Linked DNA regions of Mus musculus: region 1 is linked to region 2. Evidence: chromatin loops called from intact Hi-C (ENCODE). Cell type or tissue: left cerebral cortex. All regions are shown on one strand. Each heading gives the region's core, and the rest is flanking DNA. Links, peaks and the distances in the headings are about the cores only.

Region 1 (11,371 bases), core at 1,777-9,776, 72 kb before region 2:
TATGATTGGGTTGTCTGTTTTTTGGATTTTGGTTTTTGATGGCACACATCTTTAATCCCAGTGCCAGGAAGGCTTTCGTATTATCTGTCAGAATGGCACAGGCCTTTTGCCTGGAGGGTTCATTGTATACCAGAGAAACAGCTCTATGTACAACAGGGGGCAGAGCTACAGAATAAGGTTTCTGGATTTGACTGCCATAGTCACCTCCCCAGTCCCTACCAGTCAAGAACTGCTCCTCTGGTCTCAGGATGGCACACAGTCAGTCTGGGGGCCCAGGAGCCAGCTCTTGCTCTCTAGCGCCTACACCAGTGACGAAGAAACAACTCATTACATTGAAGGGTGAAGGTGCGCAGCCAGAGTATCATCGAGTCCTGCGTTATCTGGTTTTTTTTTTTAATGGATTTTTGATAGTTATAAAAGTCTAGATATGGAATATTTATTAGATGTATGGTTTGAATATACCTTCTTCTGGCTTATAAACTACCTTTTTAGTGTGTTAACAATGCCCATCACAGAATAAGTCCACAATTTAGGTAAAGTCAACTTTTCCTTACGGATCCCACTTTTGGTGTCACACTTTTTCCCTTGTGTTTTCTTCTAGAAGTTTATATTTAGGTTTCTAATAATTCTGGGGGTTTAAAAAAATATGTTGTGAATTAGTGAAAATAGGGGCCATGAATTTGAAGGAGAGTGGGGGAGGGGCATATGGGAGGGAGGGCTGGGAGGGAGGGAAGGGGAGGGAGAGATGTAACTAAACTATAGCTTTAGTGATCTGTTTTTGTGCCCGTGATAATAATCCATTCTTTCTCTATGTGTCTATGTGTGAGTTTTGGTTTCTGGTCCTGCCATTCTGTCATACTGACCTATATCCTAGCTGTTTCCCAGGATCCTCTGGTATCAGTTACTGTATCACAGTCAGAGAAATCTGAGACATTTTTTTTTTCTTTTATTCCTTTTTCGAGACAGGGTTTCTCTGTGTGGCCCTGGCTGTCCTAGAACTCACCCTGTAGACCAAGCTGGCCTCGAACTCAGAAATCTGCCTGCCTCTGCCTCCAAAATTCTGGGAAACCCTCAGTAGGTGATGTGTATCTCACAACTGCATTTTTCATTTCAGACTGCCTTGATTATTACACATTTGCACTCCACACACATGTCACAATTAGCCTGCTTTATCTATAGACATTCCTGTCAAGATTTGAGGTAGAATTATATTAAAATGTAAAGCCATTTGAGAGGAAACAATAGTTTTATCCATTGACTCTTTGAATTCTGAGGCGGAGCCATTCCATGAGCTTTTAAATTTGTGCACATGTCTCTCAGTTTTAAGAATATCTATGTTTTAATGTCTTCTATTTCTTTTGGCCTAAGATGTCTATCTTTTGATTTGAATGGGTCCTGACTTCTGAAGCGGCTTTGTAAGAACTACTTTAAAGCCGTTGCCATTTCCAACATAAGTGACATCCCTACACTGGTGTCTCTTGATTGTTTGCCCAGTGAGTTGAGGGTTTTTTTTTTTTTTTCTTAATGTTGAATAATTTTGGATTACATCTTGAACATTTAAAATATCACATTAGGGGATTTTTTTGGGGGGGGTCTCTTGTAAATTCCATGGAGACTGTTAGTGTTTTGGTTTTAACAAGCATATGACCTGATTGGGCAATGGCAGTGAGGCCTCTTATGCACCATTTCAACGCTTGTTGGATTGTCAGTCTTTGCTGCTGGAGCCTGGGGCCTTGTGCATGCTAGGCAATCACTCCACCACAAAGCCACACCCCAGGGCTGTGCTAGTCAGATGGATAGCTGGGCCATTAGTGGTCTGTCTTAGGGTTTCAGCCTTAGTCTTTGGTCTGCTGTTGAGGGTCTGATCTGTACACATGAAGCTCAGGACTGAGTCTGGCATTTAAAGACAATGTTGTAGGATCAGTTTTCTGGACCCTTCTCTTTCTCTGTGACCTTTCAGGTCCTTGGTACTTGTAATATTGATGCTCAGAAAGCTGGGGCCATAGTTACGGCTACTTTGACTGAAGCTAAGCAACAAAAGGAAAGAGATAGAAATAAAAACCGTAGGGTTCCCTCATCCCCTTGATGCTGCCTCTGATGGAAAGTGTAAGTTTCCTACAAATATCCACTGTCACTTTCTCATGTCACAACATCATGCCAACACCTGAGAACTGGAGCATCAGGGAATGATTACATGGCTAACAGGAGCTGGAGGTTGACAGGGAAGCAGAAATTTCTCATGTTCCCTGAACAAACTCCCTACCTTCCTTTTTTCCTTTCTTTCCTCTTGATGTGGTGTGTGTGTGTGTGTGTGTGTGTGTTACGTGTACCTGGCTGTGCTGCTGTGTGCACCTGTGAGTGTACAGAGCCTGGAGCAAGATGCTGAGTGCTCTGTGCTCAGTGCCATCATTCTCTGCCTTGTTGCCTGGAGGCAGGGTCTCACTAAATCCGAAGCCTGCCACTTTTGCTAGGAGGGCTGGCCAGTTCTGGGGAACCTGCCTATCTCTTCTCTCCAAGCCTGTGCTTACCTACATACACAGCCATGCCCAGAGTTTAATGTGAATGTTAGAGATTCAAACTCAGGTTCTAATGCTTGAAGAGACAATGCTCTTACCCACTAAGCTCATCCCTGGAGCTCTCTATTTTCATCTTTCACAAAGAGCTCGGTGCCTCCTCCTTTGGTTCTTCCTGTCCATGCATTTGGTTTCTGGGATTCTGCAATTCAGGCTGGGGAGATCATCGGAAACCTAGAACATGCTGTGAGCTCTGACCTAAGCCCTGATTTCTACTACTTTCTTTCTAGGGACCCCAGAAAGTCTCATGCACACTGTCTGGGTTTCATACACACGCTAGCCAGGAAGCACAGGATGCAGAGAGATTATTTCACCTTCCCAAGAACCAGGACCTTTCCTTGTATTCATGATGATTTAAACAGAAACATCCTTCATTTTTACCACATTGATCATTCTCTTTCAGGTATGACGTTGTAACAAATTATAGAAAGGATCCTTAAAAGAACAGTGCTTGCCAGGTGTGACTTTGGAATCGGCCTCCTCTGATTTGGTCCCCATTATGGATCTGGAGTTAAATGTGAGGGTGGAGGAGGTTGTAAGGAGAACCCTTACAGTGTGGCTGTCTCACATAAGGTCATTTCAGGAACTTTGCATAAGGTGCGACCTATTTCATGACTCAGAGGAGGAGAAGGTCAGTGGGTCTTAGGGATTAGGATGCTCGGATGCTGCAGAACAGCACTACCCCAGTCCTGGGGGCCTTACTGTATTGTAACAACTGCCCTTCCAAAAGACATGCTAAGGTCTTGAGTCTGAGCTCCAGTGCAGCTCGGCAAACCATAGCCCCAGGCTTAGACTCAGTCTGGCTTTTAGTAACACAAGCCTTGCTAGAGATAAGCAACTCAAAAGAATTTCTTTTTTTCCCCGAGTAGCCATAGAAACTCAGTGCTCTGACTACTTTGGGCTGAAAACGTAAAAGCCCTGCCTTTCGTTTCTACTCTCGAAGCTCACCGGTGCAGTTATGAATCACCAGTCTACTCTACAGTCTTTGCACTTCTCAAGCCCTGATGAGATTCTGTCAATGCTGCTGTTGTCGCCCCCAAAGCCTTCATTCTGCACTCTGCATTCCAGGTAGCCCCAGACCACATTTAAGGAACAGTTTTTGTCATGACATATATTAGGCTGGCGATGTTGCATCCTTTATTCATAGCTGGATCCCCATGCCATCAGACTGGACAGCCTATTAGTCTTGCATCCACCTTTCCTCAGAGATCTGCTTCCTGTACTGTTTGCTGCTGGGTAGCAGGTTCTGCTGAGGACAACAGAATCCACGTTGCCAAGGGTTAGTGGAAAAGGAATGAGAATAGTCTATGTGGTAGGCTGTACTCTAGGATGATCCCCAGGGTCCTTCATCACTGCCCTGCTTGCCCCATCTGATCGCTTTCCTTAAGTGTGGGTGGAGACTTTGAACATGACAAGATACCATGGAATTACATCATAGGAAAAAAGAATCTGGCTGCCATAATCGTGATTGTTGATAGCTGACTATGCTTAATAAAAGTGAGGCTATTCTAGGTGAGTGTGACCTAATTAGGCTGTACCTTAAAACATGCGAGAACTAGTCGTGGCTGTCCTCCTTCTGGCTTTAAAGAAACAACCGGACTTATTGCAGAGAAGGTCATGTGTCAAGGACTTCCTCTAGAAGTGGGAAGTAGAAATGGCTTGGTAGTTAAAATACAGAGACTAGCACTACACAAGATACTAAGTTCAACCCCCCAGTACCACAAAATCCACAACGATATAGCAACTTCAGCCATAAGGTCATAAGAAAAACTGATTTGGCAAACAAGCTGGCGGGCCTTGCTAGAGGGCCATTCCCAACCAAGCCTCTCCATGAGGAGACAGCGGATGTCACCTATATTTCAGTGAAACCCCAATCCAGGGACTGGCAAAGATGGACTAGACTTTCGACCCATGGAAAATTTGAGATAATAAATGTATGATGCTTAAAGCACAAAAACCCATGAGATATTTTATATAATAGAAAATAAATGTTACATATTGGCCACCTCCTAGAATTTCTAGAAGAAGCTAGCTTGTAAATCATCAAACCAGAGTTGATGTCGGCAAAAGACAGGTCCAGCCATGAGGTCATTTGTTACAGACAGCACTCTGCTGCTGCTTGCGCTCGGTGCCAAGCATCTACGAAGCCAAGGACCCAACAGCACGACTGAAGGCTGCAGTCTACTACAGTAGCACTCAGATAATGTTTCAGTGCCGTTTCCTTATTTGTGATAAAAGAGTAACATTAGTATTTGCCTCAGAAGGTAATTATAAAGACTAAGTGGAATTAGTCTTTTAAAGTGTTTTAAATAAACAATGCATAGTTCTTACTGTTACATGTATCTTAGCCATTATTATTATTTTAAAAAATTAACTAGTTAATTTATTATTTTACACTCCATATTTTATTCCCCTCCCCCTGTCCACCCTCCAACTGTTCCACATCCCATACCTCCTCCCCACTCTCCTGTCTCAACGTGGATGTCTCCACCCCCCCACCCCCCACCCCACACGACCTCTAAACTCCCTAGAACCTCTAGTCTCTTGAGGGTTAGGTGCATCATCTCTGAATGAACACAGACCCAGGAGTCCTCCACTGTATGTGTGTTGGGGGCCTCATATCAGCTGGTGTATGCTGCCTGTTTGGTGGTCCAGTGTTTGAGAGATGTCAGGGGTCCAGATTAATTGAGACTACTGGTCTGCCCTTCTTCTCAGCTTCTTTCAGCCTTCACTAATTCAACAACAGGAGTCAGCTGCTTCTGTCCATTGGTTGGGTGCAAATATCTGCCTCTGATTCTTTCAGCTGCTTGTTGGGTGTTCCGGTGTGTGGTCATGCTAGGTCCCTTTTTGTGAGTGCTCCATAGCCTCAGTAATAGTGTCAGACCTTGGGACCGCCCCTTGAGCCAGTTCCCACCTTGTTAGCCATTATTTTTAATACATGACTAGCCCAGGGCCGTGCAAACAGCAAGTGATTTAATGCAGGCTGAACTTGACTCTGTCTACCCCCCACACCCATTGTCCTTATTTTCATATCTCCTCAACTTTTAGCAGGAAGAGTAATCCAGGAACGCAGTTATAATGAAACTCTGCCTGTTTTCATTTTTGGTTTCTCCCAGGAAAAACCCATCTGGAAGGGACAGAAGACATCTTACACAACAGAGCACAAAAACCATATGATTTGATGTTTACTGAGTAAATAAGAGGGCTGTTAACACCTTTACCAGCAAATGCAGAACTTGAGAACTCAGAAGACAATTGGCTGATACACTAACTCCATAAAGCTCAGAAAGATGTCTGGAAATGCCCCAGATCAGCCTTCTGGCTTTCCCAACATCCTCACTGTGAGTTCTGCGTCTTCTGTCATACACCTTGTTTGAAATATACATCTATTTTTCTCCTCGACTAATTGAGATTCTCTCTGCCTGTCACTGTGAGGAAAGGGTGTGAACGTTTGGAACTGCCGCCTTCACTGTCTAGGGAAGGCGTGCGTTTCTGTGTGTGGGCATGTGCATGTGTATGCTATGTACGGAGGTGGGGAGTAAGGCAGATGGTTTGGTGACGATGCTTTAGACCTTCACTCCTGATGCAAAGAAGAAGAATTCTGACCAATAAGGAGGCAAAGTGAAGGTGTTAGTGAAGGACTGTCCAGAACCTGTGGGTAAAATGATTTACTGGTACCCAGCAGGAATATCCTTAGCTGTGCACAGAAATACGATCATTATAAAACTGGGATATTTTAAGCCAAGATGCTAATTAAAAATTGAAAAAGTTAAAGGTGGAAGTTACTGAGTTTGGTTGCTTTCATGGAGAGCCATGTGCCTGTTTGGTATGGTGGTGTCATTAAAGCCACGCAAGACTTGAGGAACACACAGGTCAGCGTACAACCTAGAAATTGGTCAGAGCCCTTAATTAAGAGAACTTGCCCTAGCTAATTTCACCAAAATTGACCTTACTGGAAGGATGTTGGTACACTTACCAACTGTCCTAGTTAGAGTTTCTATTGCTCTAAGAAAAACCATGGCTAAAAGCAACTTGGGGAGGAAAGGGTTTAATTTATTCTGTTTAGGCTTCCACAGCGTGTCACTGTTTATCAGAGGAAGTCAGGGAAGGAACTCAAACAGGGCAGGAATCTGGAGGCAAGAGTGGAGCTTGAAGGGGCCATGGCAGAGTGCTGCATACTGGTTTGTTCCTCATGTTTTTCTCAGCCTGCTTTCTTATAGAACCCAGGATAACTAGTCTAAGTGTGAGCCTACTCATAGTGGGCTAGGCCCTCCTACATCAATCACTTCATGTGGGTACCAAACAACTAGAGCAGGGACTATCCCAAAAACTGTTACCCGTATGTGGGATATGTTCTTCTAGCTGGAATGACTTGTCTGGCCTCAATGGGAGAGGAAGTGCCTACCCTCGCAGAGACTTGAAGAGCCAGGGTTGCGGTGGGGATGCCTAGGAGGGTCCCCACCTGCTCAGAAGAGAAGGAGAGGGGGAGATGAGGGGAGGATTGTGGGAAGGGGTGACTGGGAGGGGGACAGTGAATGGGATGTAAAGTGAATAAGTAAAAAATAAAATAAAATACAAAAGAAAGAAAGAAAATAAAAGAAAAGGAAAGAAGAGAAAAGAAAAGAGAAGAGAAGAGAAGAGGAGAGGAGAGGAGAGGAGAGAAGAGAAGAGGAGAGGAGAGAAGAGAAGAGAAGAGAAGAGAAAAGAAAAGAAAAGAAAAGAAAAGAAAAGAAGAGAAAAGAAAAGAAGAAAATGCCCAACAGGCTTGCCTACAGTCCAGTCTTATGGAGACAGTTTCTCAATTGGGGTTTTCTTCTCTCAGATGACTCTAGTTTGTGTCAACTTGACATAAAAACTAGCCAGAAAATGATAAAAATCTGAAGATGGAGGTTTCAAATGGTGAGATATTTGGACTGCTGACTAGAATGTGGTTTAAGTTGTGTGCTCAAAGATTTCAAGGGGGGTTTAGGAGGTGGCTCAAGAGGGTGAGCACGAGCTGTACCTGCATGGGGATAAGTTCAAATCCCATTCACAAAGCTGGGTGTGGCCCACACCTGTAACCTCAGCTATGTAAGGGGTAGACAGGAGGATACTGGGGCTTTCTGGCTGTTAGTCTAGCTTTAGGTCTAGTGAGAGACCTTATCTCAAGGAAAGAAGGTGGAGAGTGATCGGGCTGACACCTGATGTTCAGATGTCCTCTGCTCCTCCACTCCCTGCCATGGCACAATTTCAATTGAGTTCTGGCCTCAGGTTATAGGCAAACTATCTCTCTCTCCCACAAACAGTACTTTTAAAATCTTGGGGGGGGGTGGGGAAAGCTGAACATATTTGAAAGCACAGTAGAATGACCCAAATGAGACATAGAATGAAGGTGATGCTGTGTGTGTGTGTGTGTGTGTGTGTGTGTGTGTGTGAGAAATTCACGTTTATTACTCTTCTTGCTGAAGACATCCTCAATTTTGTCAGTGTACATGATAGAGTTTCCTGGGTTGCGAATTTCCCCGTTGGGCAGAGGTTGGGGTGCGAATCTGCTAAGGGAAGTGAATATACAGGAAAAGAGTCATTCTAGAGGGAACCCCAAGTCTATATATAAACTCTCTTCAAATTCTCAAAACTTTCATACTTGTGAAGACACATGCAAGACTCTCCAGAAGAGAGTTCTGAGGACCTTGGTAAGCATGCATCACATAGCTCCCCAGTGCCACGGATACACGATTTAGAGTTCAGAGTCTGGCGAGATAAAGAGGCTTGATAACGCTTTCTGATAATATTCAGGAAGAGCCAATGTCTGGAGGGTAAGGACCATTTATAGGAGCTAACAATTATTCCATAAGCTGTGGGGGAAAGCAGAGAGGATTACTCAACAAAGCTTAAAGGCTCCACACGATGGAGATCATCCTCCTGTTTAACCGCTTGTAAGAACAAAACTCAATATCTTCAAAGAAAGATAACAGCATCAGTCTCTACAGGGTACCGCTAAGACATAATTAAATATTATTATTATTATGATAAGAAGAAAGGAAAATGAGAAAAATCAACCAATAGAAAAAGCCCAGAATGGTCCGGATCCTAATTTCAGTAAACAAGTGCCTTAAAATAAGTGTAATGGAAAAGATGAATCTCATGAAGAAGAGAATAAGTCAGTTTAACAGAAAGGATCTGAACAGATTTGCACACACACACACACTATTTTAAAAATAGAGCTTAAAAAACCACTAAAAGGAATATGAACAAGTTCAGAATATGAATAAATGGAGTTACAGAAAAAAGGAATAAGGTATCAGTCAGTAGGGGAAATATTTAAACAAGCACTGGTCAAGATTGTTCAAATTTTAATCAAAATTAGCAAATCATCAATGTAAAAGGTCAAATAAACTTCCAAATAAAATACTATATTGTTAATCTAACAAAAGGAAATCATACTGGGGAAAGTTTCTAAAGTATCCAAATTTTAAAAAAATGGAAAAAGGAAGCTTGCAAAGGAATAATGAACAATAAGGTTGGGGACTGACTTGTTAATAAATGGTTAATAATGATTAATTAATGATTGATTAGGTTGACGACTGACTTGTTAATAAAGTTCTAGTGGAGACTGGGCTGGCATTTAACATTAAGGTATTAGACAGATTAAAGCTTCGAGGTCTCACCTAAGCAGTATGCTCAAAGAAGTTCTTGAAGTTCAAGGACAACAATGCCAGGTGGAAACTCAGGTTTACAGAGCAGAATGAATTATCCTGGAAATGGTAATATAGGAAATATAAAGTTATGATATTAAAATCTTAAAAAGACAATTCTTGAAATTTAATATACTATCAATTATGCACTTAGAAGAAAATACATAGACAGTGTCTTAGTCAGGGATTCTATTCCTGCACAAAACATCATGACTAAAAAGCAAACTGGGGAGAAAAGGGTTTATTCAGCTTATACTTCCACAGTGCTGTTCATCACCAAAGGAAGTCAGGACTGGAACTCAGGCAGGTCAGGAAGCAGGAGCTGATGCAGAGGCCACGGAGGGATGTTACTTACTGGATGCTTTCTCTAGCATGCTCAGCTTGCTTTCTTATAGAATCCAAGACTACCAGCCCAGGGATGGCACCACCCACAATGGGCCCTCCCCCCTTGATCACTAATTGAGAAAATGCCACACAGCTGGATCTCATGGAGGCATTCCCGTACCTGAAGCTCCTTTCTCTGTGATAACTCCAGCCTGTGTCAAGTTGACACACAAAACTATCCAGTAGAGACAGGAATGAATAGATAGAAAAAAAAACTATATATACAAAATAGACGGTGACAATTTTATGGTGTGTGTCATAATCAGAAAGCCACCAAAATTAATGCAAAGGGGCATAACTTAGGGTGGTAGCAGCGGGGGATAGCAGTGTGGAATAGCTTATAGGATTGCTTAGGGGAATAGCAATGAGATGACCAAATAAAGTTGTTGTTGTTGTTTTTTAAACATTGCCTAGTTCCTAAGAAAGTTTTTTTTTTTCTTGTCTTTGTGAGACAGAATTAGAGTTTTTTTGTTTGTTTTTTTGTTTTTTGCAGCCCTGGTTATCCTGAAACTTGTTCTGTAGTCCAGGTTGTCCTTGAATCTAGGGATCTTCCTGTCTCTGTCTCCTGAGTGCTGGGATTAAAGCAAAGGATTGAGGGACCCAGAGGGGATAGAAACTCCACAGGAAGATCAGTAGAGTCAACTAACCTGGACCCTTGGGGGCTCCCAGAGACCGAACCCCCAACCGAAGAGCATGCACAGGCTGGACCTAGTGTTCCCCACCCCCAAGCAAATGCAGCAGATGTGGTGTTTGATCTTCATCTCAACAACTGGAAGCAGGAGGAGCTGTCCCCGACTCTGTTGCCTGCCTGTGGATCCTGCTCCCCTGACTGGGCTGCCTTGTCTGGCCTAAGTGGAAGAGGATGTGTCTAGTCTTGTAGTGACTTGATATGCCAGGGTGGGTTGGTACCCAGAGAGGGCCTCCTGCTTCTCAGAGGAGAAGCAGGGTGAGAGGAGTGTAAGGAGAGTGGCCATGTGAGCAGAGGGCTGGGAGGAGAGAGGAGCTGTGATTAGGATGTAAAGTGAGGGCTGGAGAGATGGTTCAGTGGTTAAGAGCACTGACTGCTCTTCCAGAGGTCCCGAGTTCAATTCCCAGCAGCCACATGGTGGCTTATGACCATCAGCAATGGGGTCTGATGCTCTCTTCTGGTGTGTTTGATGAGAGCAATGGTGAATTAAAAAAAAGGGTGCAAAATGTAAAGTGAGTAAATAAATTGGTGGAAAAAAAATCCACCCCATGTGGGAGACCATCAGTATATTTTAAAAATGTCTTTGGAATAAACACTCCAATGGAAAGACAGAGGTGTCCAGTGGTAAATACGAAGACAGCCCAACTATATGATCTCTGCAATAAGTCCACTTTAAGTCTGAAAACACTCATGGGTTGAAGGTAAAGGATTGAAAACTAAAACAATTATAAAGACTTAGCATTGGAAGACTGATATTACTATCAGAAAAGTTAAGGGCTACTTCAGAGGTAAAAGGGTCATTTTTATAATAACAAAAGGCCAATTCATCAGGAATATAAAATATAATAAGCCCAAGGGCAGGTGCACCTAATAACAAGCTGACGTACACAAAACAAACGTTGATGGAATTCAAGGAAGTAACAGAGAAGAGTATAGCTTTCAAATGCAGACAGTAACATCAGCTCCCAGCAATTTGTAGAACCAGTAAGAAAAACATCAGGATGAGAAAATCTGTCCTGCGTCCTAGAATGTAGACTTGGCCCCCAAACTCA
Region 2 (11,371 bases), core at 1,034-9,033:
TCTTGAGCAATAGATTCTGGGTTTCCTGAGCCTTGTAAGTTTCATGAACTTTCTGCATTCTGTGAGCTCCTTTCTTCCCTCCAGGAGGGAACTTTCCAATGCTAAGAAAAAGTTGCATAACAGCTGGCTTCTCCCTTCTCACCTCTGGGTTCTCACCTGTGGGTGATAACACCTACATACAGGCTTATCTCCCCACTGTACCTCTCTGTGAACACCCTCACCAACACTCAGAGGTCTGTCTTCTAAATGATCCTAAGTCCAGGCAAGTTGACAGTGTGGATTACTCATGATACTAAGAGAAGGGACTACTTTTACTATCTTTATAGGAACCACCAGAGTGGGTGGATGGGGCAATCAATATTGATTTCTTAATGCAAGCTGTGATGACTACAGGGCCTCTGTTCTCTAATAAAACACATTAGAAAAATGTCTTCCCTAAGAAGACTCAAAGCTGCAGTTGCCCAGGTTGGCAAGAAGATGGTCACCACCATGCGAATTTAAAAAGAATCTCTCCTGCCTTAAAGGATAGAGTCCCGCAGGAGGAACACAGTCTAGTGAACAGAACCAAGAATTTGTGTCTCCATTTTCTACCTGGGATGGTTTCTTATGCAGTGAATAATCTGCATTAGAATTATAGCAGTGTTGAGTAAGGAAACATAAATGCCTAGACATTTCATTCAATGAGTAGTTGAGTGTTTGGCACTTGGTGCTCATACCTTACATTGCAATTAAATACATCTCTGGTGTGTGTGTGTGTGTGTGTGTGTGAGAGAGAGAGGGGGGGGGAGGGAGGGAGAGAGAGAGAGGGAGAGGGAGGGAGGGAGGGAGAGGGAGGGAGGGAGAGAGAGAGAGAGGGAGAGGGAGGGAGGGAGGGAGAGAGAGAGGGGGGAGGGAGGGAGGGAGAGAGAGAGGGAGGGAGGGAGGGAGAGAGAGAGAGAGAGAGAGAGAGAGAGAGAGAGAGAGAGAGAGAGAGAGAGAGAGAGATGCAAATAAATATGGCCCCAGGACTCCTCTTGTTGTCCTAATAAGGAGAAAATGGTCTGTCTAGTCTGTGAGAAGCTCTCTTACTGAGGGGAGAGCTTGAAGCCTATTTTCTCAGATTGAAGAAGTTGGACTTCAGAAAGAAAGAAAAGGCATCCCATCTACAGTGTGGAACTTGGACATAAAGTGATTCAAGAGAACTGGAAGTTTGTCAAAATGCAACTCTTAAAATGGGTTTTCTTTAAAATAAAGTTTTTTCTTGTTATGAAAGCGATCTGAACTAATTGCAAGAAAGTGTAGAAAATAGAAATGAGCCCAAAGAAGAAAGAAGTCATTTGAAATTTGGCTACTCAGAAATAACTGCTAACAGTTTTGTGTTTGTCCTACCTCAAGCATCCTATTCTACAGACACATTTAGAACACATTTATCCCTGTGACTATTTTGTAACTTGCTTTCAAATGTAACAATAGTCTTCTAATACTTTCTGTGTAATTAACTACTCCACTGCCTGGGTATTTTGGCAGTTGCATGGTGATTTGTTAATTTATTTAATAATACCATTAAAATTTAATCAATATTTTGGAATTTGCACTATCCTCATTAAAATAATATGCATAGTGTTTGAAAAAGTGTGTGTGTGTGTTACATGAGAGTCAGCCTAGAGCCTCATACATGCCTGGAAAGTACTCTACCACTAAGCTATATCCTTAGTTTCTTTCTCTCTCTCTCTCTCTCTCTCTCTCTCTCTCTCTCTCTCTCTCTCTCTCCCTCCCTCCCTCCCTCCCTCCCTCCCTCCCTCCCTCCCTCCCTCCCTCCCTCCCTCCCTCTCTCTCTCTTTCTTTCTTTCTTTCTTTCTTTCAATTTATTTATTTGTTTGTTTTGTATATGTATGCAGGTGGGTGCATATATGTGTGTATCACATGGGCACATTTGTGCACATGCATGTACAGGTCAGATGTTAATTCCAGGTGTCTTTATCCTCAGTTACACTCTACTTTTTATTTTGAGGCAGGGTCTCTCAGCTGCACCTAGAATTTGCCAGTTCTGTTACTCTGATTAGCCAGCTTGCTGGGGTGGTAGGCACTTCTGTCTCAGCTTCTCAAGTGCTGGGATTACAAGTGAGCCATCATTGCTGCCCAACAATTATGTGGATGTTGGGGCTCTATGATTCTCATACTTTGGTAACAAGCATTTTCCCAGTATCCCCTCTGTCTTAGTCAGTGTTCCATTGCTATGAAGACACACCATGACCATGGCAACTCTTATAAAGGAAAATATTTAACTGAGGCTTGCTTATATTTTCAGAGGTTTAGTTCAGTATCTTAATGGTGGAAGCATGGTGACAGGCAGGCAGACATGGTGCTGGAGAAGGAGCCGAGAATTCTACTTTTGGATTTTCAGGCATCAAGAAGAGCGAGACCCTGGGGCCTGACTTGATCATTTAAAATCCTGAATCCCACTCCAGTGGTACTCTTCCTCCAACAAGGACACACCTATTTCAACAAAGCCATACCTCCTAATAGTGCCACTCCTTGGCATGACCGAGCAATCAAACCTATGAGCCCAAGAGGGCCATTCCTATTCACACTGCCACACCCTGTTTTATTTTTTTATTTTGAGACGGAGTTTCCCTGGCTGGCCTTTTATCTTGTGGTCCTCCTGCTTTACAACACAACCTTCATAGCAGCTGGGATTGCAGGTTGGAGCCAATAACTGATGTGCATTTTTTTTGAATGTTGATTTGCCACGTGTATTAAGATTCTACAGAGAAACAGGACCTACTAGATAGAGATAAATATAGAAGAGATTTATAACAGGAACTGGCACATACAGACTGAAAGTCCCATGGTATGCCATTTGCACGTGGTACCAGGAAAGCTATTGGCATAGTTTGGTCTGCATTCCAAAATCTGAGAACTGGGGGACAGATAAGGTAGGAGCCTCTGCTGCATGTGCTGGACTCTGAAGGGCTAAGACACAGGAGCCCGGAGCTATAGCGTTCAAGGGCCAAAGCAAGTAGATGTTTCAGTTCAAGAAGAGGCAGAACATTTAAACTTTCATTGACTTTTGTTCCTTAGGGCTGTCAGTAGGTTGGGTGAGGCCTGTTCATATTGCTGAAATGTGTCTCTGCTTTATCCTTATGCTCCTAACACATAGCTCTTCTGGAATCAGTCATACTGAGAAACCTTGTTTTACCAGCTTTTTGGGTATCCCTTGACTTGATTAAGTTGATGCAGAATTAGCTAAGATACGCCTTCCTAATTAAAGTCTTAGAAATAGCCTCAAGGTCACACAACAGAAAGATTGGAACACTTTCAGCTCCCACCAGCAATGGCTGAGAGTTCAAGTTCCTGGAAGCCCCAAGGCTATGGGTCTGAAGTTGCTCTGATGCAGCAAGTCTTCAACTCTTAGTGAGATCTGACATGGAGACCTTCGGCGGATTGAACCTTGGAACTGGGAACTCCTCAAAGGCTGGGTCTGTGAGTCTGCTACCACGCAGCAAGGGTTCAAACAATTAGGGGCTGAAGTCACTGTGGGTATGTGGCTCTCCTCTTCTCATCACAAGACCAGAGACAAAGATGCTCCAGGCTTGCGTTCATTCTCTCTGCAGACCTGGCTGCCCAGCGATGCTGCAAGCTCAGTGGGAGGGAGGGACAGAGTGGAGTGGACCTGCCTTTGTAGAAGAACAAAAAGTGCTGGAGGGAGGCAAGAGCTCCCTCCCTGGGAATGCTGGGCGGCATCCAACACACTGCCAAGTGAGGAGGATGCGGCTTCTTTTCTTAGAAACTGCTTTCTTCTTTTTTGGTAATAAAGTTTAGCTTTTCATCATAAAGTATTGCGTGCTCACTAACAAAAATGTGGCAAGTCTGGGGGCATAAAATGAAGTCACCACAGTCCCACCACTCAAGGATAAATATTGGCTCTGTCACTCCAGGCATGTGCGAGGGAGCGTTTATTCACAGCTGTCCCTTGTAGACAGTTGAAGTCATGCTGACTAAATTATTCTACACCCCCTTTTCACATTTTTTTTTTTTGCAACTACATAGTTTCAAGAATTATATTTTGGTGATTTCGACTTTAGTTGTGTGGATGACCCAAGACTTATTGTCTAATATACCTCAGTATTTTCATTATGGTTTCCATTTTGCAGATAAGGAAACTGATATCCTCAGGAGTTACCAGACTTGCTCAACATCACAAGACAGGTAACAAATAAAACTACCACTTCACCCATTCCATCTAATATTCAGTTATCAAACATTTATAGAACATACGACCTTTGGGAGGCAAGCACATGCGTCTAGCTCATGTAATGTTTATAACTCAATGGATAGTGTAGTCTTGTAGAAGCTTTTACAGTGGTTTGATACCACTGGAGTCTAAAGAAGAGGCACCTAGCCAGCCTGAGGTCCACAACACAGAAGAGGTAACAATGAAACTCGCTGTTTTGGGAGAAGTAGAACTAGGCAAGGAAATAAATTGGTGAGCGATGGGAAGTGTGGGCTTGCTTAGGGGAAGGTCCAGAGACAGAGTGTTAGGGATTGAAAGTGGAGATGGGCAGGGTTTTTTTGGTGGAGACTATCCCCCAATTAGCTTCTATTTAGACCTTTCCCTAAAAGCAGTGGGTGGACAAGAGACTTACAAAAAATCACTAGGATTTTGGAAGGAACCCAGATAGCTGTGTGAGATGACTAAGGGACTGGATCTATGGAAAATAGTTGGGTCAGGATTATGAGAAGGAGGGCGGGGCCCTGCATTGATGCCGAGTAGGTAGGAGGAGGAGGAGGCATCAATTTAAGTTGTCAGAAGGTAAGGCAGAAAGAAGGTATGAGTCAGTGGAGTCTGTCCAGAGGTCAGGGCCCTGTGATGAATTGGCCATCCATAAAGACAGGAGACATGGGTTCTCTGTTGGAGTTCCCTCATGGATGTGTTTTGGGATGCCTGTGAGGCTTCTCAGAAAGATGGGAGGAGTCTGAACGGAGGCAGATTAAGAGTAGGGAAAGGTGGGGAGGCTGTGAAGGGGAGCAAGAAGGGATGCTTGAAGCCCACAGGAAGATGGGTCTTAACCAGGAAGGTGGCAGAATGGTGCTGTCACCTTCTGCCAGTGGTGAACGTTTCACGAATCCTGACAAATCCATAGACTTCAATCTAGACATGAACAAACAGAGAGACGTTTATTAAGTTTAAATAATTTAAACTTTTAAGTTAAATAATTTTCTTGGAGTTTATAGGTACCCTGAAGGTCACTCCTCGGGATATGGAGGGGAAAACGCAGTTGAAAACATAGTTTTGAAGGACACCGTATTTTAGGAGAGCATAAAGAAAGGAAATCGTCAAAGGAAATGGGAAGAAAGATGCTTGAAGGGGAGTTGAAAGTGGAGGTAGCAGGGAAATTCTGTAATTTCATCTCTTGGGAGGTGGCAGAAGGAAGGCCAGCCTGGGCTACATGATTCTTCTACCCCAGTCGCCCTACCAAACTAAAAGGGCACTGGGAGGCAAAAATAGATAGATAGATAGATAGATAGATAGATAGATAGATAGATAGATAGATAGATAGATAAAAAGAAGCCCAGGGTAAGCGGTGTCAGCATTAAGCTTAGGTTCAGAACAGATACTTCCAGTAAAATAAAAGATTTCCAGAGAAATCTGCATCCAGACAGATCACGAATGTGGCAGTTACAGTTTTAGTAAGCGAAGGCGCATTTCTTTTTATTATTATTATTATTAGATATTTTCTTTATTTACATTTCAAATGCTATCTCAAAAGTTCCCCATACCCTCCCCCCACCCTGTTCCCCTACCCACCCACTCCCACTTCTTTGCCCTGGTGTTCTCCTGTACTGGGGCATATAAAGTTTGCAAGACCTAGGGGCCTCTCTTCCCAATGATGGCCGACTAGGCCATCTTCTGCTACATAGGCAGCTAGAGACATGAGCTCTGGGGGTACTGGTTAGTTCATATTGTTGTTCCTCCTATAGGGTTGCAGACCCCTTCAGCTCCTTGGGTACTTTCTCTAGCTCCTCCATTAGGGGCCCTGTGATCCATCCAATAGATGACTGTGAACATCCACTTCTGTATTTGCCATGCACTGGCATAGCCTCACACGAGACAGCTATATCAGGGTCCTTTCAGCAAAATCTTTCTGGCATTGTGCAATAGTGTCTGGGTTTGGTGGCTGATTATGGGATGGATCCCCGGGTGGCACATTTCTTCTTCAACTCCACTCACAATCTCAGAACCTCAAGGTCGAGGAGTGAGCATGCTTTCATCTCAAAGAGCCACTCTTTGTGTCCCACAAGGCCCATTTCCAGCACATGGGCTACAGAGGAGGAACTTGCCAGCACCTGACAGGCTCAAGGTGCAGGTTTGCCACCACCGCTTTCAGCAGAGACACCGAATCTACGCTTGTGCTTTGCTAGCAGCTTTGTCAATCCTTTCACAGAAGGGCAAGAGGAGACTGCCTTGCCACTCGACTCTGCACAAAGCCACGTGGCTGCTCTGGCCGGGTGATGCAAGCTGCCGCTGGCCATGCTTCATGCCCTTTGGAGATTATGTCATTGCCTTGAGAAAATCCTCTTGGCTGGCTTACTTGTCCCATGAGGGATGCGTGAAGCAGAGCCAGTTCAGGCTGACCTTCAGACTCGCAGTGAAAGAAAGCAATGCTTGTTTTTGTTTGCCACTGCGACTTCCAGGCTTTTGTTTGAGAGCGCCTGAGCTGTACAATATTCTCTCAGTAAAGACTTGCTGGCTTCACAAAAGCTTTCCTTTGCCCTACTGCTCCTGGCAATAGATCGGTGTCCCACTTCCCGACCTCCAGCTCAGTCATTTCTTCCCTCCCAGAGACTCTCAACTTCCAGGACCTAATGTTGGGCAGGGTGAGGGAAGCAGTTTCAGCTGCACCTTGCAGTTCAAAATCCAAGTCCCTTTGGAGGCCCATCCAGTGCAATGAGGCACCCAGGTAAGCATTTGGTTGCCCACATCTGTACGCAGTCCTGATCAGCTATTCCTTCCTAATTGCAATGAGTTCACTCATTGGGTACTCTCCTTTCCTCCCCCTCCCCCAACCCACTCTCTCTTTCAAAATAGGATCTAATGCAACCAAAGCCGACCTCAACATCATTCTGCAGCCAATGACATTTTGAATATCAGATTCTCCTTTCTCCACCTCTCCAGCACTGTGAATACAGGTATGCAGCATCATCATGTCGTTTATGTGTGCTTTGAGATTGGACCCAGGGCTTCCTACATGCTAAAGGAGCACTCTTTCAACTGAGCTATATCCCCACCCTTGTCTGCACATCTTATTTATTAGACAGTATTTAGCTATGGCTGGCATGACTGTTACCACTCACCACCCCACAGGTTCATATGCTGGAAACTTGGTTTTCAGTGTGGTGGCATTAAGAAGTAATGGGACTTTTTAGAGATGGGGCTTTGTGCAGGGAGGACATTAGGTCACTGGAGGCACACCTTCAGAAGGATCTAGAGCAGTTCCTCTGTGTGTGGCCCATGTCTCTATCTGGAGACTTATCTTGTCAAGTGTGACTTAACTTCTTGTTCTTGTTTTTGTTGTTGTTATTGTTTTGTTTTGAGACAGGGTCTCACCATGTAGCCTTGGCTCTCACTCCATAGACCAGCCTTGAAATTGTCAAAATCTGTCAGCCTCTGCTCCTAAGTACTAGGTTTAAGGCCTGTACCACCACACACACCACATTTTTTTTTTCTTTATAAAGTTTTTTCGTCTCAGGTATTCCATTATAGTAATCGAAAAAGACTAATACAGTTATTATGTTCAATTCTTCAAGGGCATACATCTACTGTTTTCATGTAAAATACCCATTGCAGGGCCTGTAGCTGGTGATCCCCTGATGGCAAACAGGTTGCTACCCCAGATACTGCTGTAATGAGATCTTTGTGCATAAATTTTGGCTTCCATTTTTAAAGACATTCTTATATATTTTTTTGATTACAGGAGCAACACGTGCTTGTTTTAACAAATTAAAATATCAAATTGCATTTAAAATTTAAATTAATTGACAAGCACTCAGTTTGTGCTGTCTCCTATGGAGCAGTGGTTCTGGCTTGTATCCTGTGCTTAGCTCTGAGCACGGCTCAGGGGACACTCCTCCAGCAGGTGGAACGGGGCTGTTACTCTCCAGTTGGGGGTGGCTAAGACTCCTGCTGGGAGCACTGAAATGGCCTCCTAGTGGGGCTCCCTTCCCCCAGTCTGTGTATCGCTGCTTGATTAATTAATTAAGTCCTGATTAATTAAAGCATCTCTGATCCCATTTCTTGGTGCTCCAAGCCCTTCAGTGGCTCCCCCATTGCCTTATGGAATCCTTCTAAATTGCTGTTAGGGTAATGAACTGTACCGTGGAAGACATTTTCCAAAGCTTTCATCATCTTCCTTCCTATGAACCGTCCACACTGCCAAACTGTGCAGGCCCAGCACTCTCTGCCTAGCTGCCTCCCAGGCTCAGCTCTCACTCTCTGGACTTTCTTGGGCATCTCTTTTTCTCTGCCCAACTAGTCCTCCCAGACCGTTCCTGTGAGCCTCTCAGCACCCCCTTCTCCACCAACCCTTTCCCAATGTCTTCATCTAGAGCCAGTTTTGTTTTCCTCCAAAGGTGATGGCATCATTGCCTCTTTGCACTATGGTGTCTCCCCTCCAGCCTTGTTGGGACTTGGGGATGGGTAATTCCTTACACTGCCTAACAGAATCCCTGGTTTCTGTACACTAGACACCCATAGTGCCTTTTTCCTTCACTGTGACAATAAAAGCCTGCAGATATTGTCCAAAGTTAGCTGAGAGGCAAACTCTCCCCTGGTTAGAGGACACTGACCTAAAGTGATATTTGTGCAACAAATCCTCAGACACATTTGAAGCTTGTGAGCCTAGCCCACCAGGTCCCTTAGTTCTCCGACCTTCATTTACAGTCTGCCCACTCTGTTTCTGCTTACTCCCCTCTGACTTCAGTTTTCTTGTCTCAGTCTTCAGGGTCTGGGTGATGCAGCCTCTTTCTGTAGCCTGTTCCAATCTGTCTCTCCTTTCCCAAGGAGCAAATAGAACTCTCTGCTCCTCAATTTTCTCTGGCACTCTGTGCCACCCTAGTCTACAGCCCTTAGCAGCCTGTGTGCCACTTTAGAAAGAAGACTGACATCTTTTGAGGTAAGAACTCAGTCAGGACCTTGCTGAGCCTCCTAAGAGGTATCAGGGTACTTTTTCAGGATCAAGGGACAGTGGTGGCTTTCATGGCTGTCAACTTGACTACATTTGTAATTAACTAAAATCTGAAAATGGCAGGCATACATGTGAGAGGTTTTTACTTCATTTGAAGTAGGAAGATCAACTTCCTATCTGGATCTCTGGGGTAGGGGGACTCACCTTTAATACAGATCTATTGAGAATAGCAACGCCTTTAATCCCAGATCTTGATCAGGGAAGACACACCTTTAATCTGGACCACACCTGTCAGAAGCCTGTATAAGGTGAGGCTGGAGGAAGCTTTTGCCTTTCGCCTGGTAGTTCTCACCCTTGCTAGCATGTCCATTTCTTCCCTGGCATTAGAATGACATATTTGGGATTCCAGTATGTCCCAAAGATCAGCTGAGACATCCAATCTTGTCATGGACTGAATAACTCTTGGACATTCTATTCATAGCCAACTACTGTTACACTAGATGTACTGCACCTATAAGTAATTCTAATAAGTATATATTCATATATATGCTTACATTTTATATATAGAATCTATCTATCTGTCTGTCTGTCTGTCTGTCTGTCTGTCTGTCTTTGTTAATTCTATAAGTCCTGTTACTCTACAGAACCCTGACTAATACAGGCACCATGTCCAGGCAGTGTATTGGGATAATTTAGAAATTCTAGAGCAGTGCTGTCCCAGCTAAAGAGTGGGCTAGATTGGTGACTTTGGATGCTATATTAAGCTTCTCAGGAGCCTTAATTTTTCCTTATTGTAAAATGACATGATAACCACATCTATCTTACCAGGTCATACCTAAGGTTTTGCATGTTAATATATGCAAAACACTTATAAAGTTCCTGGCCTAGGGCAATGGTCCATACATCTTCAAACTAATCGAGGCCGAGTGAGTATTGAACTGGACAATGAGGGGGTTCAGAGCTCACAGGCTGGGGTCCCCTCTGTCTCCGAGTACTGGCCCTGAGGATGCTCTCTGTTCTGGTCCTTCTTGGTTTCCTCATCTACACACACCACATCCCCCAGCTTGGCCTGCACACTGACCAGCAAAGGTCTGGGATCATCCATAGAGCAGACACTGTCACCTTGTTTTGCTGGGAGATAGCCAGGCTGTGCAGAGCAAGGACAGACATTAAAAACCTATTTTCTCACTGGGCATAAGTAATTGGTTAAAAAAAAAATCCAAATCCATAGCTGTCAGGTGAAGTCATTTCCAAGAGAAAAGGATGGAGGGAGCGAGCCGAGAGTAAGGTCCAGGTGGGAGCCAGAGTGGGGGAAAGGAAAGCAAGCCAAGCCAAGATGAGGCCAGGGCAGGCATTTTTCTGCTTCCTGCTCCTAGACCAGGCTGCCCTCTTCACTTCTAACCCTTTCATTTAAAAAAAATTTTTAAACATTTTTCTAAAGAAATTAAAAAGAGGTTTCTAAGGTGGTGACGGCAAAGAAAACCATCTACAGGATTATCTAATGAGCCAGAATGAATTGCGTTTGAAATCATTTAAATGGGATCTGGGAGCATTTAACTGCAGCCTGGGATCTTAACTAGAGTGGGGAAGATCTTCACGCTAATTGCTGGCAATGATATTCCTATGGAGAGGAAGGGGTAGTAGCAAGCAATTAGCAGATAGTGGTTTCAGAGTCTGCAGTGCTTCCTGGGGAGGGCAAGAACCTTAGTTCCCTGGGGACCAAGACCTCCAGTAGGGGGCAGCCCTGTCCTGGGCCTGTAGGGAGGGGCGGTGTGATAGGATGGCTGGGTGCAGGAGTTTCCAGAGGTAGGGGCAGAGGCAGGTAGCAGGTCCCCGGAGGCCAGGCAATGAAGCTCCTGTGGATCCCAGCGCCCCAGCAGGCTGGGGAATATGGATTGCAAGTGGGACAACTGGAAGGTGCAATTGCAGGCTGGGACTCTACACACAGGAGCCTTTGTGGGAGGGGAGTGAAGCTCACCCACTCCCAAGAATAGAGACAGCTCCATTTCCACTTATTGTTTCATTCCCCTGAAACAGAGAGAAGGAAATTCCTCTCTGTCCATTGCTCTGTCCTAAGCACCATGCTGGCTCAGATCTTATGCTGGGATTGACCTCAGCCTGGGGTTGGAGATAGCAGACCATGCGTATAAACATGAATAACCTGGGACTGAAAGAGGGCTCCGTTGATGAAGTGTACACCATACAGG

Evidence for each region. A loop is a pair of places that touch in the nucleus more often than their neighbours do. Peaks named below come from ENCODE experiments on the same cell type or tissue, not always from the same donor. Only the 100,000 strongest peaks of a DNase experiment are listed, where the experiment ranks them.
Region 1: it touches region 2 in a loop (7-fold over the local background); 3 of 42 quality-filtered maps call a loop at or near these places.

Annotation. Positions count from the first base shown.
Region 1 is chr7:78,726,256-78,737,626 of GRCm38, reverse strand. It overlaps Gm30892 (a long non-coding RNA gene), which reads left to right and starts at 2,983. Exons shown (of 3, transcript XR_391631.1): 1 at 2,983-3,641; 2 at 5,690-5,914; 3 at 10,125-10,154. In left cerebral cortex, for the core only: no CTCF peak of the experiment used is centred there; DNase peaks (open chromatin) are centred at 3,578 and 6,053.
Region 2 is chr7:78,653,434-78,664,804 of GRCm38, reverse strand. It overlaps E430016F16Rik (RIKEN cDNA E430016F16 gene), which reads left to right. Exons shown (of 11, transcript NR_015542.2): 7 at 4,134-4,188; 8 at 7,070-7,170. Among named protein-coding and RNA genes, the nearest start is that of E430016F16Rik, 59 kb to the left of the region's middle. In left cerebral cortex, for the core only: no CTCF peak of the experiment used is centred there; DNase peaks (open chromatin) are centred at 3,787, 4,425, 4,653 and 6,593; H3K27ac peaks cover 703 bases.